2 separate regions of the Homo sapiens genome follow, and region 2 is linked to region 1. A link is a loop called in an ENCODE intact Hi-C map of the cell type or tissue named here. Cell type or tissue: Calu3. All regions are shown on one strand. Each heading gives the region's core, and the rest is flanking DNA. Links, peaks and the distances in the headings are about the cores only. Region 1 has its middle 12 kb from the start of SPATA13. Region 2 overlaps SPATA13 (spermatogenesis associated 13).

Evidence for each region. Peaks named below come from ENCODE experiments on the same cell type or tissue, not always from the same donor. Only the 100,000 strongest peaks of a DNase experiment are listed, where the experiment ranks them.
Region 2: a loop joins it to region 1, with 1.9 times the contacts of the local background. A loop is called at or near these places in 2 of 110 quality-filtered maps.

What each region holds. Positions count from the first base shown.
Region 1 is chr13:24,146,125-24,151,505 of GRCh38, reverse strand. It overlaps a transcript of SPATA13 not described here. Among named protein-coding and RNA genes, the nearest start is that of SPATA13, 12 kb to the left of the region's middle. RefSeq lists an enhancer at 1,383-2,059. In Calu3, for the core only: no CTCF peak of the experiment used is centred there; DNase peaks (open chromatin) are centred at 2,495 and 3,735.
Region 2 is chr13:24,192,215-24,197,595 of GRCh38, reverse strand. The region is part of intron 1 of SPATA13 (spermatogenesis associated 13); the gene reads right to left. Among named protein-coding and RNA genes, the nearest start is that of MIR2276, 32 kb to the right of the region's middle. In Calu3, for the core only: no CTCF peak of the experiment used is centred there; no DNase peak of the experiment used is centred there.

The DNA.
Region 1 (5,381 bases), core at 223-5,222:
TCAAATAAGTTGGTTGTAAATGATGAAACATTCAATATTACAGCCATTATTATTGTCTAGTGCATGGTTACTAACAGCCAGGCACTGTGTTGCATATTTCACTTCATCATTAAAACCAGGGAGAGTTTATCATTATTTTCATTTTACAAATGGGGAAACTGAGCCAGGAGTTAAACAAATGGTTCCGGGTCCTCAGCCCCATGTGTTTGACAGAGCAAGGATTCAGACCAAGATCTGCCTGTCTTTCAAAGTCCTGATGTAACCTGAATGCTGAAGGACGCATGCCCACAATCACAGCACAGATAGCTCAGCACTGCGGGAGGAAGCATCTGGGTCTGAGGGCCATCTCCTGGATTCTGTCTCCAGAACTGTGTGATTTGGGGCAAGCCTCTTAATCTGTGTGAATCTCAATGTTATCATCTGTAAAATTATGAGGATTATGAATCTTCGCAGGATTCCTGTAGGAATGGATTAAAATATGCAAAGACCCCAGACAGGGACTTGTCAACTCTTTAGTGGGGGTTTTGTAATGCCTAACTTTATGCATCAATTTGGCTGGGCCATGGCGCCCAGTCAAACAGCATCTAGACAGCAAACACATCTAAACAGCAGTCTCCGTGTGGCTGTGAAGGTATTTTTAGGTGATACTAACAGCTAAGTCACTAGACTTGAGTAAAGGAGAGAGTCCTCTGCCATGTGGGTGGGCCTTGTCCAATCAGGGGACAGTCATAGGAGAGAAGATGTGGGTTCCCTGAGGAAGAAGGACTTCGGCCTCAAGACTGCAACACAAAAGCCTGCCTGAATCCCCAGCCTGCTGTGGCCTGCCTTGCCCTGTGGATTCTGGACCCAAGACTTCAACATCAACTTTTACCTGAGTCTCCAGCCTACTGGCCTACTTACAAATTTTGGACTTGCCAGCCCTCAAATTTGTGTGCAATTCCTTAAAAAAAAAAATCAATCAATATTTATCTCTCTATACTTCCTATAGGTTTTATTTCTCTGGAGAACACTGACTAATTCAGGATGGATGGGAAGTTAGAAACAGCCTTAAAAAGGAGGTCCTGCCTGAACCAGGTCTCCCCAGAGGGCACCCATGCCAGTCGGTGACATCTCATAGGATTGGAACTCCCAGTGCTGAGATGCACTGCCATGCCACTGAGGCTGCAGGCTGCTCTCTAGGGGACTGGCAGGAGCTGTGCAGCAGTGATGCCACTTGAGAGCACTGAGGACATGCGGTGGGTGCACTGGTGCTGGGCAGGGAGAAACCCAGGGTGTTTGGAGAAGTGGAGGCTGTGGGAGGAGAGCACGGGAGACGGGCACTGTAGAGCCAATGTGTCTCAGGACAGAGGGTCTGGCCCACCATGTTCTAATGTGACTGTCCCCCATCAGTCCACCTAAGAATCTCAGCATTGCCCAGCTCCGTCTCCTCCAGGCTGCACACCTGGCCACCAGTCAGGCAGATACCAGCTTTCTGTGGGACAGTCCCCCGACTCTCCCATGCCCCACACTCTCCCTTCCCTCCCCACAGCCACCCTGTGGCACAGCAGCTCTCTCCCTCCCCGACAGCCCCTGGATGCAGGCCTTCCCATCTCTGTGTTCCTCCCCAACCACCTCCTGCTGCCCAAGAGCTCTTTCTGAAACACCCCCAACTCCTGTCAGGCCTCAGCACCCACACAACCGAGTTCAAGTTTCTTTGCATGTCATGCAAGGCCTGTGACAACCTGACCCGCAGCTCTCCAGCTCTATCCGCCCCGCAGGGCCTTTGTACAAGCCGCTCTCCCTCTGGGTTCTTCCCCACATGGGTGGGAGCTTTCCCGCCCCCATCAGCCATTTCCAGTGATTCAAATCCAAGCTTTTAGCTCCAAATTCAGGACGCTGCACTACACCACAGTGACAGAAGATCTAGGAGTGTTAGGTGGCCTCAGGGCATCTCTGATTCCTGAAAAAGTGGCAGCAGAACTCCTCTAATGAACACTAGAGTCAACCAGGGATTGTCTCTTCAGAGTCCACCCTTGGCCAGATTTGGACACAAAATTCTCACCAACAGAAAGGGAAGGTCCAGGAACAGAAGACAGGCAAAATGCCAGGGTGTTTTTCAAACTTCCGACCACAGCCCACAGTGAGATGCGTATTTCACCCCCACGATCTCACATATGAGAACATAAAGAGAATGACAAACGATGCCAACCTTTACTTCATGGGGTGTGTTCGGTGTTCTCTCTTCTCTCTTGGGTTGTTGTATTTAATTCTGGTGGAAATTTGCTAAATTCATTTCAGGACTCACTAATGAGATAAAGCCCATCACTGGAACACACTGCAGTGATCAGCAATGTGGAAAACGACCCAGTGTGATGGCAACAGGCAGGGGGCAGACAGGACGCCTCTTTCATCTGCCCCATGGCTTCTTCCTGCCCCCCTTTTGCCCACTACCTCCTTAGTCACAAATAAGTTTACCGTGACATTCAAATCCTCATTCTCCTTTGTTTGTGGACGGAGCCTACATTCCTCCAAGCCCAGTCACCAACCCTGAGTCACAGAGCCCTGCTCTCATGTGGCATGCATAGGAGAGCATTTCCTGGTATAAACAAACACTCATGGAAACCATGAATAATAAACAAGCCGCTCTACCAGAATGAACAGCAGCTCCTGTGTCCTTACTTCCCTTGTTCTACCCCTCCCTGCCTTCCTCAAGCTTTCCAGATCTCTCTGGACACACACTCATTGCTAGGACAGAATGCTCCTGTTTAGGTGTTTTACTTGTCTGATGTGTTTGGTCCATTAAGCCTTGTGTACAATGCCAACAGTTGTAGGCATAAGAAAAAGACTGAGCCAGTTCCTTGCAGAGATTCTCAACTCTTCAACCAAGTTCTCCCTCTGACTAAAAGCCTCTGGTCAACCATATTAAACTCCTAACGTATCACACTGGTTATGTGTACACCAAGGGCTTGTGTTTGATGCTTCAGGTCAGAAACTCCTGCAGGTACCCTGGGAGGCAGTGTTAAGGAGCAGAAAACTGAGATGGTTTCATTTTTCTGAGGTAATTAGGTAATACAGCACAGGGTTATACCCCAGCCTATTTATTCCAACCCTATGGCCATTTCTGCTCTGATGGGATGTATGCATTTCAGGAAAAAAAAATAAAAAAACAAAAAAGCCTTGTGTTCTGTGAAATTGTGCACAAAAGACAACGGGGCTCATGAAAGTAGGACTGAGACCCCTTGAACCCTGAGGACTTCATCACCAGAGCCCTAACAATAGTAACGATCGTAATCAAAAGACATAGGCAGTTGAAAAGGCACATTAGATTCCTAGCAAGGAACTACAACTGCAAATGCTGTGCAGGAATGTCTTTTAAAAATATGGGAAATGATATGATTCAACAATTTTACCCCTGGGTGTATGCGGAAAAGAACTGAAAGCAGGATCTTTAACAGATATTTGTACGCAACATAGTCATGGCAGCATTATTCACAAAAGCCAAAAGACAGAAACAACCCAGGTGTCCAGTGGTGGATGAATGGATTAAAAAAATGTGGTGTATACATACAATAGAATATTAGCCTTAAAAGGAAGGAGATTCAGACACATGCTACAACATGGATGAACCTTGAGGACCTTACGCTAAATGAAATGAACCAATCACAAAAAGACCAATCCCGTACGATTCCACTGATATGAGGTATCTAGAGCGGTCAAGCTCAGAAAAGGAAAGTAGAATGGTGTCTGCCAGGGGCTAGGGGTGTGGAGGGAACGGGGAGTTAATGTTTAATGGGTACAGGGTTTCAGTTTCAGCTCTGGAGATGGATGGTGGTGTTGGTTGCACAGCAATATAAATGTACTTAATAGACTTAAACATGGTTAAGATGGTACGTTTTGTTCTGTATATTTACTACAAGTTTTTTTAAAAGGTGTGGGTGGCTTCCTGGAAGGGGCTTAACAGCTTGAGAGTTGACCCTGCTGAGATATGAAGACAAGGGCAAAATGCTCCCAGATTGAGAGCACCGAGCAATCACCACTTCCAACGGAGAAGGGAGCACACAGAAGAGAGTGGATAGACAAGCTTGGCCAGCATTAACGTGTAGGGCAGAAATTGCTATGAATCAGCACAACTTTCACATGATGGTGACACTCTGCCCCTATTTACCAGTCACCTACAAGCTAAATTACAGAAACTCACATTTAGCAAAGCAGACTACACTCACTGTCATGGCCCAGTTACTCAATACGGTCATCATTCTATCTCCTTTCCACCTTCTCTGCATCCTGTTCTGCCTAAAGTACGAGACATGCATCACACATACCACCAGGCCAATTAATCAGAGTAGTCTTCTTGAAACAATTTTAATTATAAGTGGAAAAAGCATTCCATTCTTGATGGTAAGAAAAAAATTATCTGAACAATCAGATATCATCTTCCATCCAATGCATGCTTGGAGTTATGGGCAGCGGAAAATAATAAACTCATCCAGAGGCCTATTGGGCAATGAATTTATTGACATATTTCAAGACTCGCCAAGATGTTTTCTTCTCTTTATTTCTAAGTGAAAGGCATAGTTTTTCTAGGAAAAAAAAATCATGCCTGAATGAGATTTTTTAAAAGACTGGAGCTTGTAAAATGTTCAAAATTGGTGGGGGAGGGGTGGGGCGGGGACGGATGCGGTGGTAAAGAAATCTCAGTCCATCTGGGAGATAGGATATTCCGTAGTGTGTAGAGGGCATTTGAGACTGCAGGAAGCATAGCCGACCACGATGGAAAATGCTTTAGACACAAAGGTATATACTAATTAAATGTATAACATAATCATGGCATTCACATATCTCTAACCTGTGACAAGTAAGAGAAGTATTGGCATTTTTTTTAAATTGCTGTGCATTTCCATTTCCTTAGTGCCCTGTAAAAGAACATTTTAGAGGTTATTTATAGCCTACTTTCCTCTGTGTTAATTATCATACAGGTTTATGTATTATTTCTTATCTATGTAGATAAGATTATAGAGTACTTAGTTATGTATCGCCCTAGCAATTTTAGTTACCAATTCCTATCTTTAAATGAAAGCCAACGAATTTCTTGCAGGCCTGCCTGCATGGAAGCAGCTAACGATCACAAGGGTACTCGGTGATCTGGCCTGGCCGCAGGGAGAGGAGTTGAAATTGGAGGACTAACTGTATCTGGCTTACAGAGTCTGACCTCCCTTTCACAATGGGAACAGCCTTGTCAGTGAAGCTGGAGTGCCCCGATTTAATTGGCTTCAGTCCCTGAAGCTGATCTATGAATTAGGCTGGCTTTGCCAATGGGATCAAGATACTCAAAGTCTGTTGACTGAGACTCCCTCTATCCTAAATAGAAAGTGGATAGGTGCTGCCTAAAATACCATTTCTCC
Region 2 (5,381 bases), core at 60-5,059, 46 kb before region 1:
TCATTAGAGATGCAAATTATTTCTATCTTTCAGAAAAGGTAACTATAAAGGTTACAGTTTTACTGCCCTATAGGACATTAACCAGTGTTGTCTAATTTAGCAAACATCTCAGCACGCCTTTCCTGACAGACTAAGTCAGTGGCAACATCCTGCTGGTTCCCTCATTGATGAGCTAAATAAATTTCTGACACATATTCATGATACATTTAAGAGATAGTTACGTTTTAACAATTTGAAAGTTGTACTTTGATACACTTATTCTGTAGTTAATCACTATTGCACTGTTTACTCTTTCCAGCTTTACAATTTCTTCCTACTGAGTCTCTGTTGTGTCAAAATTTTTATCTCAATATTATTTTATACTTGACTATTCCATCACATAAATATTATAGCTACTGTAGCAGTTATGGAGGACCTGGAGAGTAAATTAAAGATATATGTCTTCCTCTAAAGATGGGTCTTTTCTCAAGACTGAAACATAATAAAAACTGGAACAGTAAGATCATACCCATCTCAGGTGCCCTCTGGTTGTTATTTGGCCACCTGCTGTTGCTGGTAACTTTTATCACGAAGTTAAGATTTCTACAGAACTAAGTTCCTCTTTTCCAGTATATGTAATCACTACTCACCCCGTACTCAGCAGCTTGCTCATTTCACATTCATCTCTTTCTCCTCTTCAAACTGTTTTTTTTTCTAGCCAATCCAATATTCTAGAGTGTTAGAAATCATGCTTCTCCTTATCTCTTGAAATGTACTACTCTCCATTAATTGGCCATTTTCTTCAGGAAAGTAAATAATATTACTGAACACTAAGTGCCCGACATGTACTAGGCTGCTCATGTGTTTTGTTTTGTTTTGACATAGGGTCTCACTCTGTTGTCCAGGCTACAATGCAGTGGTGCAATAATCACAGCTCACTGCAGCCTCAACCTTTTGGGCTCCAGTGATCCTCCCACCTCATCCTCCCAAGTAGCTAGGACTACAGGCCCACGCCACCATGCCCAGGTAATTTTTTTGGTTTTTGTAGAGACAAGGGTCTCACTATATTTCCCAGGCTGGTCTCAAACTCCTGGGCTCAAGTGATCTTCCCACCAGGAATGAAAAGAAGAGTAAAAGTCAGTTCTACACAAATTGGAACATTTTCTAGTACACTGTGGAAAGGTACAGGTATTTTTATTGAATGTTATATAATTTAAGGCTTTATTACATACTAAAAATAGGTATTACCTATTATGTAACATTAAAAAACACTGTAAATTCATGTGAATCTTTTTAAAATTGAAGTGTGATACTTCCAGGTAATGTGTGAAGGGTTTATGCCAAGCCTCACTCTTAGGGAACACACCTTCCTTCCCACCATCATTATGAGGGCTTTACTTGAAAACTCCACAGGAGTACTGACTATGATACTCCTCATCAAATTTGGGTAACATATGAAGCTTCTAGAAAAATTTTTCCAGGCCCTTTAAGATATTTTGAAAACTCTGCAGTAAGTTAATTGCTGCCATGTTAGTTGAATTTCTTGGCACCAAAGAATTAAAATCAAATGCAAATTAAGGCACAAAAATCAAGTTACAGTTTTCCCCATACCATGGTCATCCAGATAATATGAAACATGCTTAAATTTTTAATTTTTTCATAAATAAAAACATAAATTATTATAGTACCTAAGAATACATCCCCAGTCCTACAGAGGTTGCTATTAATCCAAACATCACTTGAGCTAATTAAATCATCTTTCCCCCTTAAACCTTTCTAGTCAACTTGTTAACAGGTGTTAATATTTAGCTATATTAACCAATTTAAGTTCTCCCACATTCTCCTCACCTTCCTCTCTTCGGGAAAGCAAAATCAGATATTACAGTGAAATCAACAAATCAGTAACTTGGGGACAGAGAAAGGGAAACAAAATCCTAGAAAACCCCCTTGTAGATAATCAATGCCTAAATAATTAAGAGTCTTATATAATATTATACTGTCCTTTAGCAGTGTTGGCAAAGATGTGGAAAAATCAGAACACTCTTATATTGCTGGTGGGCTGTAAAATGGGGCAGCCACTTTGGAAATAATTTGGCAGTTCCTAAAAATATGAAACATAGAGTTATATGACCCATCAATTCCACTCCTGGGTATATACCCAAGAGAACTGAAAACAGGTGCCCACACAAAAACTTGTACATGAGTGTTCACAGCAGCATTATTCATAATGGTCAAAGGGGGAAACGAACCAAATACCCATCAACCGATGCACGGATAAACAAAATTTGATATCCACATAATTGAATATTATTCAGCTATAAAACAGAAGTACTGACACATGCTATGCTACAACATGAATGCACACTGAAAATATTATCTAAGTAAAAGAAGCCAGTCACAAAAGGCCACATATTGTATAATTCCATTGATAGGAAATGTCCAGAATAGGCAAATCCATAGAGACAGGAGGCAGGTCAGTGGTTGCCAGAGCCTGGAGCAGGAGGAAATGGGGAATGACTGCTAACAGGAATTGGGGTTTCTTTGCGGGGTGCTAAAAAGGTCCTGGAATCAGTGGCAACAGCTGTACAACTCTTCCTATATGTGCTAAAAGCCATTTAGTTGAATTAGAAATCATTGGTGAACTGGTATTTAAATTGTATCTTAATAAAGCTTAAAAAGTTGTATCGTCCACTTCCCATGAATTTAGTCATAATTCATCCTTACAAGATTCACTATTTTACTCCTGTCCCAATTAACAAACATTCTGCAACTATCCTTTGGATAAGAAAACCATTGTGAGCTGCTTAGACAGGTAGAGATTAAATCATTGATTAAATTCCGACAAGTGAGGTCAAGATTCCACATATCGTAAAGCACGTAGAATTTTTAATAGTGTACAAATGATTCAGCCATAGAATAAACAGTGTTAGAAGAAGAAATCCTAGTCCTTCCAGTGGAAAGCGGCAGACCAGTCGGTGAGTGGTGAATCAATGAGGACCTACCGGGCTCATTATGCAGCTATTAGCAGGATCACTGACTACCAAATCCTCAAACTGTTACGGATTCAGAAGTTGTAAAATAAGGATTGTTAAGTACTCAGAGCATGCATCCTACCTCTCCAGCTAGTTGGTTTCTCCTATTTCACAGAGCTGGATGGTTCGCTCTGTCAGTGATTCTCAACATTTCCAGTAATGTGCACCTCAGCCTGCAAAGAGCCTGGACATTTTCCTCTCCACTTCCTGTCCTACTCTTGCAAGTCCCAGGCAAAGGAGCAATCTCAGGATGATTGAACGGCGCTAACTTTTCTTTTCTTCTTTTGTAAGTCATATATTTGAAATGATGCAACAACATTCAGGACGATTTTAGCTGCACATTTAAATAACTATACGTATTGGCATCATCTTATATAATGTGTGATCTGGCCACTGCCTGTACCACTGCAGTCTTGCCTAGGTTCTACAAGGTGTCTCAATGTCTGCAGGGGAAGCTGCTAGAGTTCATAAAACCATAAAGCAGCAAAGATCAATGAGGTGCCCACCACAGACTCGGCTACTGAACCATGGATGCAAAGTTGGGAAGATGGGCTATGAACTTGAATGGTTGAGAAGGTAAGAAACCTCTACAAACTCTTTTCCAGTTTCTGCCTTTTTGTGTCTCTATAGTCCTCAAAGCTTCCACCCTTCTAAACTCATCACAATGTGTTAAAATCCCAATTACTGATCTTCTGGGCACCACCCAGCAACTCTCCACATCCATCTTCCTCATTGTGACCACTTCATCACCTGGCACAACGTCTGACATGTAGCAGGATTCAGCCAACAATTGCTCACTGAGGAATAGCTACGTTTCCACACTAACCCTACTTCTTCCTCCAGAAGAAGACCTGCTCCTCTGATATTTGCTAAAGCATAGCTAAGTGCCAAATCGAAGGGACTCTTTTCAGAGAATCCAGTGCCTCTGATGCCACTGATTCCTCTCCAGGCTTCCTCCCACCTGAGTGCCCCTTCTCCATCCTTCCTCCTGTTCCTGCCCCTTCCCAAGGTTCCAGACTCAACTGGTTTCTCCAGCAACTCCATGTGCCTGAGCGACCACCACATCACCCATTCTCGGCTCCAGGTGAAGCTATCCTGGCACCAACTGGGGAGCACCCCCCGCAGGCCTCACTCCTCACACTCAGATTCAACCACGCTGAGGCATCTGCTCACCAGGCCCCCAGTACAAACAACATGGCCACCGCCTGTGTCAACAATGCCTCCGTTCTCCCAGTTCCTCCAACACTGGCCTTTGTCATCTCTCTCCCCCACCCTCACCTACTTTCCCTTGTGCCCCCAGCTCACTGGAGTCATTCCCTCCTGTCCATTTCCCCTGCAACTCCCCTTCCTCAGAGCTCCGTCACTTCCCCCTCAGTGTACTCACTTGTCCACTTTTCTACTCTCCTATCCATCCAGCGCCCACATGCCAGACAAAGCTTCCTGAAGGTCCTCCCCAGTCAGTCACTGCCCTCCTCAACAATGCTCAGTGGCTCCTGTCCCTTCCTGGATTATGTGTCAAGCTCCTCAGCCTGGCCCCCCAGGGCTCTCAGCCCACACACCTTGACTTTCAACTTCTCTCAAAACCTTAAAGAGCACTTATAATGTGCCGGTTACAGTGCTTGGTGTTTTGAGAACAGCAGGGGGAGGAAAGAATCCTTTTCCTCCTGTCCATCTCTACCAGTGCTCCCAGGACCACCTGCTGGGCTCTGGAAGTGCCTCCTGTTGCCTAACCTAGTTTTAGGCAGTTCCACCCATGCAGAAGGCCTTTTTTTCCCATGTCACCCTCTCAAAATCCTTGAGATCTTCAAGATCTGTCTCCATGGCACCCCTTCCACAACAAATCTTCTCTCTGCTTCTCCAACAGCCTGACCCAATCACACCGTAGAAGCGGGTAAGCCTATCTGTGTGCTCTGGGGCCAGGGCAGGTGTGCAGACCTAGTGAGAGGAAGGTGCCTGAGTTTTCATTCAATACTCAAGTGCCTACCACATTAAATATGTACTAACAGACAGGACTTCAGGTCTTGACTCTCAAGATGTCTGGAGTGAGTGCAGATGAGGTGATAGGTGAGGCCATGGGAACTGCTGGAAACAGTATTCTGAGGAAGACGCTGTTTCAGCGGGTAGGAGGAGGAAGAGGAACTGGCACAGAGACTGAAGGGGCAGGAGGAGAACTAGAGTAGCAGGCATCACAGTCACCAAGCAGAGCTGCAAGGAGGAGGAGACGAACACCTCAAAACACAAGCAGAGAACTACAGGAAAAAGCCCCTGAATTGGAAATTAACAGGTCATTGTTTAACTTAGAATGTGCTTTTGAGATAGCCAAATGCTTAGGCAGATAAGGTGTGGGGGGAGGGGGGTCCCTGGTGAATC